2 separate regions of the Mus musculus genome follow, and region 2 is linked to region 1. Evidence: chromatin contacts called from ENCODE Hi-C or POLR2A ChIA-PET data. All regions are on one chromosome and are shown on one strand. The core of a region is the stretch at or near the end of the contact, and the rest is flanking DNA. Distances in the headings are between cores, read along the strand shown.

Region 1 (3,926 bases), core at 1,304-3,803:
CTGAGTTTCAGACCAGGTTATAGACTGCGGTTCAGTCTCAAAAGTCACACTGTAAACTCTTGTGTCAAGGACAGGAAATAGGTACAATGTTGACTGTGGGGCATCAAAGGACTTTGCTAATAGTGAAACAGAAGAGATTAATGCTGTAGTCTGAAACTCACCTTCACTGCCTGGCTCTTTGTGTTAATAGGGGGGTTTTTCAGAGCAGCCTGGAGAGCAGCTGTCATGTTTCCTGTAACGAAGGTTAAGGGTGGAACAGAAAAGGATGGCCCCTGCTTTACAGGAATATTGGTTTTTGACTTGACTTTCTGCACAGTAACAAAAGTTACTATGGTCATTATGTTCGATATTAGAAACTGCATGGGTGTGTTTCCCACATGTCAACCAATGGTAAAAATACTGGAATTAAACAATAGATTTAAAAAAAAAAAGCAAAGACTGTTTTGACCTCAGTTCTATCAGTCAAATAGATTACACTTTCCAGTGAGATACACGCAATTGTCTAGATGGGTATTCAAGAAATCTTAAGACTATGTGTTAAGAATTATTAGGTCACCAAATGATGCAGTTTACCAACAAAGTATACCACTTGTCTGTGTGACTCTTGCTGGAAAACAACCCTAGACTTTATACTGAAACTACACTGTGTATTAACTGAAATGCTGGCTGATTATTCTGGCAATCAGAATGGAAGAATAGCTTAATATGAACAGGGCTCTGGATGATGTAGTAACCCGCACGACCTGTAGGTGGCAGCTTACTTTATTTCCTACAGGTTATTCAAACTGGGCTGGACCATCCATACCTACTCAGTCTCTGAAAGCACTGGTGAGTTAGCAAGCAGGGGAAACGGAAGGCCAATCAGACTGTCAGAACAGACAGTCATTTCCCTAAAAGGAGAAACAGAGTCACTGGTTCCTCCATCTGTAGTACCCGACCAATCTGAAGTCTCTCCTAGTTAGAACCAGAGACAATATCTTTATATTTTAAAATGGATTGACAAAAAGGTAGACTGAATTGATAATGAACACAGCAGTAGGAATCACCAGAAATTACCTAAAATACATTAGTTTAATAAAATATCATATATCCACCATAAAGACTAAAAAAAAAAAAAAAAAAAAAAAAAAAAAAAAACCCAAACAAACAAAGAATAAGCTCACCATTTCTGTGCAAAGGGTCTAATAAAAAATTATCTACAGTAGGTAATAAACTACTGTCAAGCCTGCATGGTCTTTTAAAGAAAAAAAAAACCCAAGTATTTTAACAAATAATCAAATTAGTAACAACTGTGAAAGTTATGGTAATGAAAGTTAAACCTATACTGCACATATATGTACGTTTGATGCTGTGGTTACCACTGTTTTTGCTCACTTTCTTCATTATAATCTAGTAGAAAATTGATGAGGGGAGAGCTGTATGAACAGACTTAATGAATACGATTTTTCTAAAGCTCCAGTTTGGATTTTTGTAACATTCTATTTTTCTAAGGGATCGATGCAAATGAATTTCGAGGTTATGAATATTCAGATATGCAAACCAAGGAACCAGGAACTGACAGCCATGTTTTAACTAGAAGGGAAACAATTTCAGAAAAACAATGTTGATTTATAGAACCGACTCATTCTCTGCTTTATTCACTGGGGTTCATCTTATATTATTCCCAGGGATTCTCTGCATGCATTCGCTATCCCTTTTTTAGTGGCCTTTTCTTAGCAGGTGAAAGGTTCCAAGCTTTAACTGGGAATTTTGGAGAAGAAAACTCCCTTCGGCTCGTTCATGAATTATAATGCCACCTTGCCAAAGCCCTTCTCTCTTAATAAACAATGCTGCCGATGAAATAGCCCCGGGGCTGAATGTACCGAGGGCCTCGATTTGCGAACCGCTCCATCTCTCCTGGCTAGGGATAAACTATCCCCGCTCCGCCAACCACACACACCGGACAGGAAAGCAAGACTCCAAGCGGGACGCCCGTGTCCCCACCGGGCAGAGACTGGCTCAGGTGCCCACTAGGACACCAGCGGTGCCCCGGGGAGGGCGCGGCCGCTTAGGACCGCGCACCTGAGGAATCGGGGCGCCGCCGGTAAGTTCGCCGGCGCGGCCGCGGGGTACAGGCGGCCTGCTGGCCCCGGGAGCTCCTGTCCTCCGTCCCCACCTAGAGCCGGGCACAGCCGGTCGCGTGGCCCCGCGTCCCCACAACCCCCGGCCGCCGCGAGCGTAAGGATATTGCCGTAGGCACGAGTCCACCTCGCCCTCGTCGGGCCCGGCCTGGCCATCGCCGCCGTCCTCCTCGTCCACGAACTTGTTCTCGTCATATTCGTCCACGTCCACCTTCCGGAAGCGGGCCGACGACACCGTGTTCTTCGACATCCCGGATCGCGACGCGACGCTGGCCTGCCCCTCCGCGGTGCCTCTCCTTTAGCGAGCCCAGCCCGGTCCGACTCACTTCCCTCTTCCGCTCTGGGGCGTCGCCGGCAGCCGCGGCTTGCAAGCTTCTGGGCCTGCGCGCTAGCGGGCTCGGCCTCCTCCTCTGCTTGCAGCCATCCTTCAGCCCCCGCTCCGCCCCCGCGTCCCCCGGGAGCGCGCGTCGGCAGGGGAGCGCGCGGGACGCACCGCGCACGCGCGGGCCCGCTGCAGGAAAGGGGCGGGGCTGGAGAAGGAGGCGGGGGCGGCGGGTCGACAGAAAGCTGGCAGAGGCGGCGCGGAGACGCGATTGGTCGCCGGGGAGCATCACGTGATGCCCGGGACGTTCCCATAGAAACGCTTTTCTGCGGTCCTGCCTTGCGGGGGGTCTTGGGCTGGAGGCTATGGGCACCTCGGGAGCGTGGCCTGGAGTGCTGCTGCCGCCGCCGCTGTCGGTGCCAGCCGCTGGTTGTTGGGGTCCGGTGTGAAGTGTGGGTGACCGGACTCGCGCGTGGGGTGCGATGGACTGGCTGCAGAACCTAGTCCCCTGCAGTCTGCAGGAGTATGAGGCAAAGTGATGCCCAGCTCGGAACTAGTGATCGGAGCCCTCCATTCGGACCGTGCGCCGCCGGGGGCTGCCTTCCCGAGCTGAGAGCCCCTTCCCCGGCTTGGACTCTTGGCACGCTGTCGGTGGGAGGTCCCCAAGGACGGAATCGAAAAGGTCACTTCTTACCTGTCAGTGCTGTGTGACAGCATCGCGACCGGACCTGCAGAATCTGAACTAGGTATTCTCTCCATCTGGAGGGAGGGAAAAGACGCTTGGGCCAGGTAGTGAAATTGGGGCAAACTTGTAGCATTTTCTAGAATCAGTCATCACATCTTAAAATAAGTAGTTATTTGGAGCAAGAATGCCAGAAGAGGGTGGGCGAGTTAGGCTCTTCAGTGCTGAGGGAAAATAGCGAGTGCAAGGATTAATAGAGACTGGACTTTCAAGGTTGTTATTTATTGTTTAAGGTTCCTGGAAGCACGTCAAATCAGCTTTTTGCTATATTCCATATTCCGGTTTGTGAGATCAGAGCTTCTGTTGAGGAGGCAGAGGCACAAAGATTAATCAAATAATAGCTGTGCTCTGTGTAATATACCGTAGTACAAGTATTTACAGAATAAAATTAATTCAGACATTTGGCTTTGCCCTGCTTCGATGCAGAACCACCTGGTTTCACGTATAGCAGAAGGCTGGATGTCATCCTGTTGAGTTTTCTCGTTTGCTCTGCCGTACTGGAAAAGAGCACTGGGCTTGGGATCAAAAAGCAGGCTGAGTCTCGACTTTTCTGCTCTCATAATCTGCATGATTGAGGCATGTTGCTTAAAAATTGGAACCTTGGATTTCTTAGTACTAAGATGGGGCTAATGTGCTTTTCACAAGGATGTTCCCAGGGCTCAATACGTGGAAATGCTTCGAAAAGACTCTAAAATTCTGCATATGTGTGCAATGTGTTATGGGTTATGTAGCACGAGCTTCA
Region 2 (3,955 bases), core at 958-3,457, 51 kb before region 1:
CAAGGCTACACAGAAAAAAAAAATCTGTCACAAAACAAAAGAAAGAAAGAAAGAAAGAAAGAAAGAAAGAAAGAAAGAAAGAAAGGAAGGAAGGAAAGATGGGTTCTAAAGATTGGCTGAGAAAAACAAGCTTATGGTGGGAAACCAAGTGTGGTCTGGGCACAAAGCACACAAAGGTCACCAGGCGATTAAAGGGTCACACCCACCCCAGCCTTCTGGGTTGATATCAGGTTAGACACCCCTACCTTTGAAGGAACAACACTGTGTTTAACATCCCGGGTTTCCCTACTGCTTGTCTGTGAGCACACGGGTACAACACACTGGTGTGCTGTGTCAGAAAGCAATGATGCACGTGGGGTAGGTGTGTCAAACACATTTTTGACTTATAATAACTTTCTCCTTTTTTTTGTTTTTTTGTTTTGTTTTGTTTTTTGTTTTTTTTGTTTTTGTTTTTGTTTTTTTTCGAGACAGGGTTTCTCTGTGTAGCCCTGGCTGTCCTGGAACTCACTTTGTAGACCAGGCTGGCCTCGAACTCAGAAATCCGCCTGACTCTGCCTCCCGAGTGCTGAGATTAAAGGCGCGCACCACCTTGCCTGGCAACTTTCTCCTTATTGAGGAGCCACTGAGGATGTGGCTCATATATGGACAGAACTTGTCATCATAAGTTGAGAAGCATGTGGCACAAACTTGGCTGCCCGTTACTATTTACTACAGGTGACAGAAAAGAGACCACAACAAGCTTTAACATTTTCTTATTTTCTTTCTCAGTTGCCTTCTCTTAAGGCCTTTCCCCATAACCACTTTTTTTGACTAGAAGGACCTCGGGACTCCTCCACAGAATGGCTTAAGTAGGGAAATGCCTAGTTTCTTGACCCCTGGGTCATTTTGACCCTAACAACAGGGAAAACGTCTTCCTGTGAAGGACTTGCTTGGTACCACAAGGCCCACTTCCTTGTCTAGCGCTGCCTGCTCACCGCCTTCATACCTGTAAGTGACAAGCGGCCCTCGGCAGGGTGAGTGACAGTTTGGGGACCATTTTGATCATGGCAAGGTGAGGTGGGAAGCTCCTGGCCATCTAGAGGAGAGAGGCCAGAGATGGAGCCAAAAATCCCACCAGGCACAGGGCAGGCCCTGTAACAAAGCGTTTGCTTCAACTTATGGAGGGAGATAACCCCTGTCCTCAGGGAACCAGCCTCAGGCCAGCCAATTCCCAAAGCAAATGCAAGTCTTCCCTTGTGAGCAATGGCGTAGCTGTGTGCCTGCCACAGAGCAGGACGGGCCATGGGCCACGCGTCCCCAGGGACTCAGGCAGAGAGAGAATCTATTTTTACTAGCATCTCTAAGCAACCGTGGGAACGCTTCACTTCTCGTGCCTGAGAAACCGAAGCAAAAGAAGACGTTTGTTCAGCATGCTTCTAAATAAAGGTCACCGACATTTCCAGGGGGTTTTTGTTTTTAAAGCTGGCAGTGTATATTTGGAAGTTTGATAGGGAAGGTTATTTGTGGAAGAAAAGTTCATAAACTCACAAGTCAAAGCCAGCCATGCCTGTCCTTTTTAGTAATAGTGGGAAGAAGTTGTCCTTGTTTGGAGAACTTCACCTCTCTGTGTACTTAGTGCGTTTCTTCCACAGACCTGTACCAGACAGCCCACAGTCTCTCTTCCAGTGTTAATCAAGTACCTAGGCGGGTTACAGCAGGTTCCTCACAGTCAGAGAACCCATGATTTTGAACATGGCAGAGTAATGTTGAGGAAATAGCTTGTCATATGCAAATTGATGAGTAAAATATGCAAATTGCTGAGTAAAATATGCAAATTGCTGTGACTACTCTCCCAGGCCAGCACACACTCACTCCTGTCTGGTCTCCCTTCAAAGCACACAATGGGCTTATTTTTGCATTGGCTTTTGAGTCAGAAACTAAAAAAAAAAAAAAAAAAAAAAAAAAAAAAGTTTCCTCTCAGGTATCTAATGACTCTATAAGGAGTGCGAAATCATGAAATCTCCCTCCCCTTCTCTCTCCTTTCCTCCCCCCACACCCTCTCCCTTTCTTTCCTCCCTTTGTCAATGCTGGTGTCAGATCCTGGGCCTCAAGCATGCCATGCCGGGGAAAACACTTTTTCACCCCTAAGCTACACGCATCTCAGTGTTTTCTTAACAGACAGCATGCGGCTCGAGGCACAGAGATCACGTGACTTGGGCCAGCTGCTGTCACAACAGCTAGACCTTTGTGCTTCCCTCGCGGGCCATCCCTGCCCTCCTCACCTCACAGGCAAACAGCTTGAACTGCAGCCCCAGGATCTTGTAGTCTATCAGCTGGTTCCCACGAAGCTGCGTCAAGGCCTCTTTAAGGTCTTTGATAGCAAGGTCGTACCTGCAGGACAGGAGGAGAAGAGAGCTGGTCCCATGCAGGTCATGGAGAGAGAAATGCAGAGCCCACGTCAAGAAGCCCTCCTGCTCTGTTTGACCTTCTCCCTTTTCTCCAACCCTGAGCGCAAAGACTTTTACAGACTATGTATGACTTTTGCACACTGGGGCTAACCAGCACAGCTTGTGGGGACCTTCCGTCTATGACAGCAATGTAGATTATTCTTCTCTAAGTGTTGTATGCATAGTTCCCACCTTTCTGATGACCTGAGTGACCTTCAAACACAGCTCTCAGCCTCACTGGAGAGCTCCAAGCAGAACCACCCTGCTTCTCTCTGGAAGAGTCTCAAAGCAGTCCCCACCACCCTCGCTCAAGGACAGATCTGCCTGGCCACAGCTGCCAGGGGTTCCTCGTTACAGCTATAGCTGTGGGTACCATCCTCCTGCCTAGAGCCTGTTGTGTCTTCTGTTGAGTCCAGTTTGAGGTTTGTGGCCTCTTGCCCCCTCCACACAGTCTGGGGAAGAGGGAGACGTTATCTCAGGTCTGTAAAGAATGAGAAGGTAGGCTTCCTGGACCCCTGTCTGTAAGCACAGGCTGTGTGTGGCTGTCTGGTCCCCTGAAGCAAGGAGAGGGCAGGTGGAGGGTGCAGGTGTCCTGTTCTATGAGCAGATACAATTCCCACTGTGTTCCACAGCCTGTTTGGGAGCAGGGACAATCTCAGAGGGGACACTTTAAGTGTCATCAGCACTAACAGTACAATCGTGTCTTGCTCCCTGCAGAGTTGGCTGAGCAGGTGGTTTTCAGCTGTGGCGATGCCCTGAGTCTACCTGGCACTGTAGGGACTCAGCAAAGTTCTCCGTGCAATTCTCTGTCTCATCAAGATGTCCACAATGTTTTGTTTTGTTTTGTTTTAGAAAAAGGACAAGTTACCCAGAGTGCTTGTTTTGTAAGAAGGAGCTGGTGGATGGGGCAGCTCTGCTAACGTATTGCCCATTTGTTAATGTTGTTATGTTGAAATAGGGTCTGATGTATCCAAAGCTGGTGTTAAACTCAATGTGTAACCTGGGATGACCTTGAAGTTCTGGTCCTTCTGCGTCTACCTCTTGAATGCTGGATTGTACCCAGTGTATGATGGGGGAATCAAGTGAGCTAAGCTTGCTTCTTGCAAGCTAGGCAAGCGCTACCAACTGAGCTACACCCCCAGCCCCGATGTCCATTGCACGAATCATTTGCCTGGCTTCCCTCCTCACCCCCCCCCCCCCCCCCCCGCGCTTGTGACCTCAGCAGCGCCCAGGGCAAGCGGCTCGGCTTTAACATACAGCTCTGGATCCCACTGCACAGGTCTGAGTAGGACCAGTTTTGAAAGAGGTCCAGCCCTTCTGGCTGGCCCCCTTCCAAGTGCCCTCCTCTACCATCTGGAGGCTTCCTAAGACATCTGCCGAGAAACAGCCACACCCCCAGAGCAGGCAGGCTCTTGGCTCCAGAGTACTTTTACTTGGCGTTTCTGTCACCAACCCCATAGGGACCCCTTGGTAACCTCTGAAGCTGCTGTTTGCCTTCTGCTACCAACACACACACAGTCTAGAGTCCC

What was found. A loop is a pair of places that touch in the nucleus more often than their neighbours do. ChIA-PET counts read pairs that join two places held with the same protein, here RNA polymerase II (POLR2A).
Region 2: a map of left cerebral cortex shows a loop between it and region 1 (2.1-fold over the local background). The contact joins the enhancer-like site here to the promoter of Arpc5 in region 1. A Hi-C loop is called at or near these places in 1 of 37 maps with a recorded cell type or tissue (left cerebral cortex). POLR2A ChIA-PET finds 5 or more read pairs at or near these places in 3 of 5 experiments (all embryonic stem cell).

The regions. Positions count from the first base shown.
Region 1 is chr1:152,765,169-152,769,094 of GRCm38, reverse strand. It overlaps Arpc5 (actin related protein 2/3 complex, subunit 5), which reads right to left and starts at 2,553. Exons shown (of 4, transcript NM_026369.2): 1 at 2,228-2,553; 2 at 162-234. The coding sequence starts at 2,370. It also overlaps a transcript of Rgl1 not described here.
Region 2 is chr1:152,815,406-152,819,360 of GRCm38, reverse strand. It overlaps Ncf2 (neutrophil cytosolic factor 2), which reads right to left. Exons shown (of 16, transcript NM_010877.5): 4 at 2,262-2,370. Among named protein-coding and RNA genes, the nearest start is that of Ncf2, 17 kb to the right of the region's middle. Within about 2 kb of position 2,207, at least 3 of the 3 ENCODE cell types and tissues checked have a DNase peak (open chromatin) inside an H3K27ac peak, as active enhancers do; they include left cerebral cortex, where a contact is called at or near this core.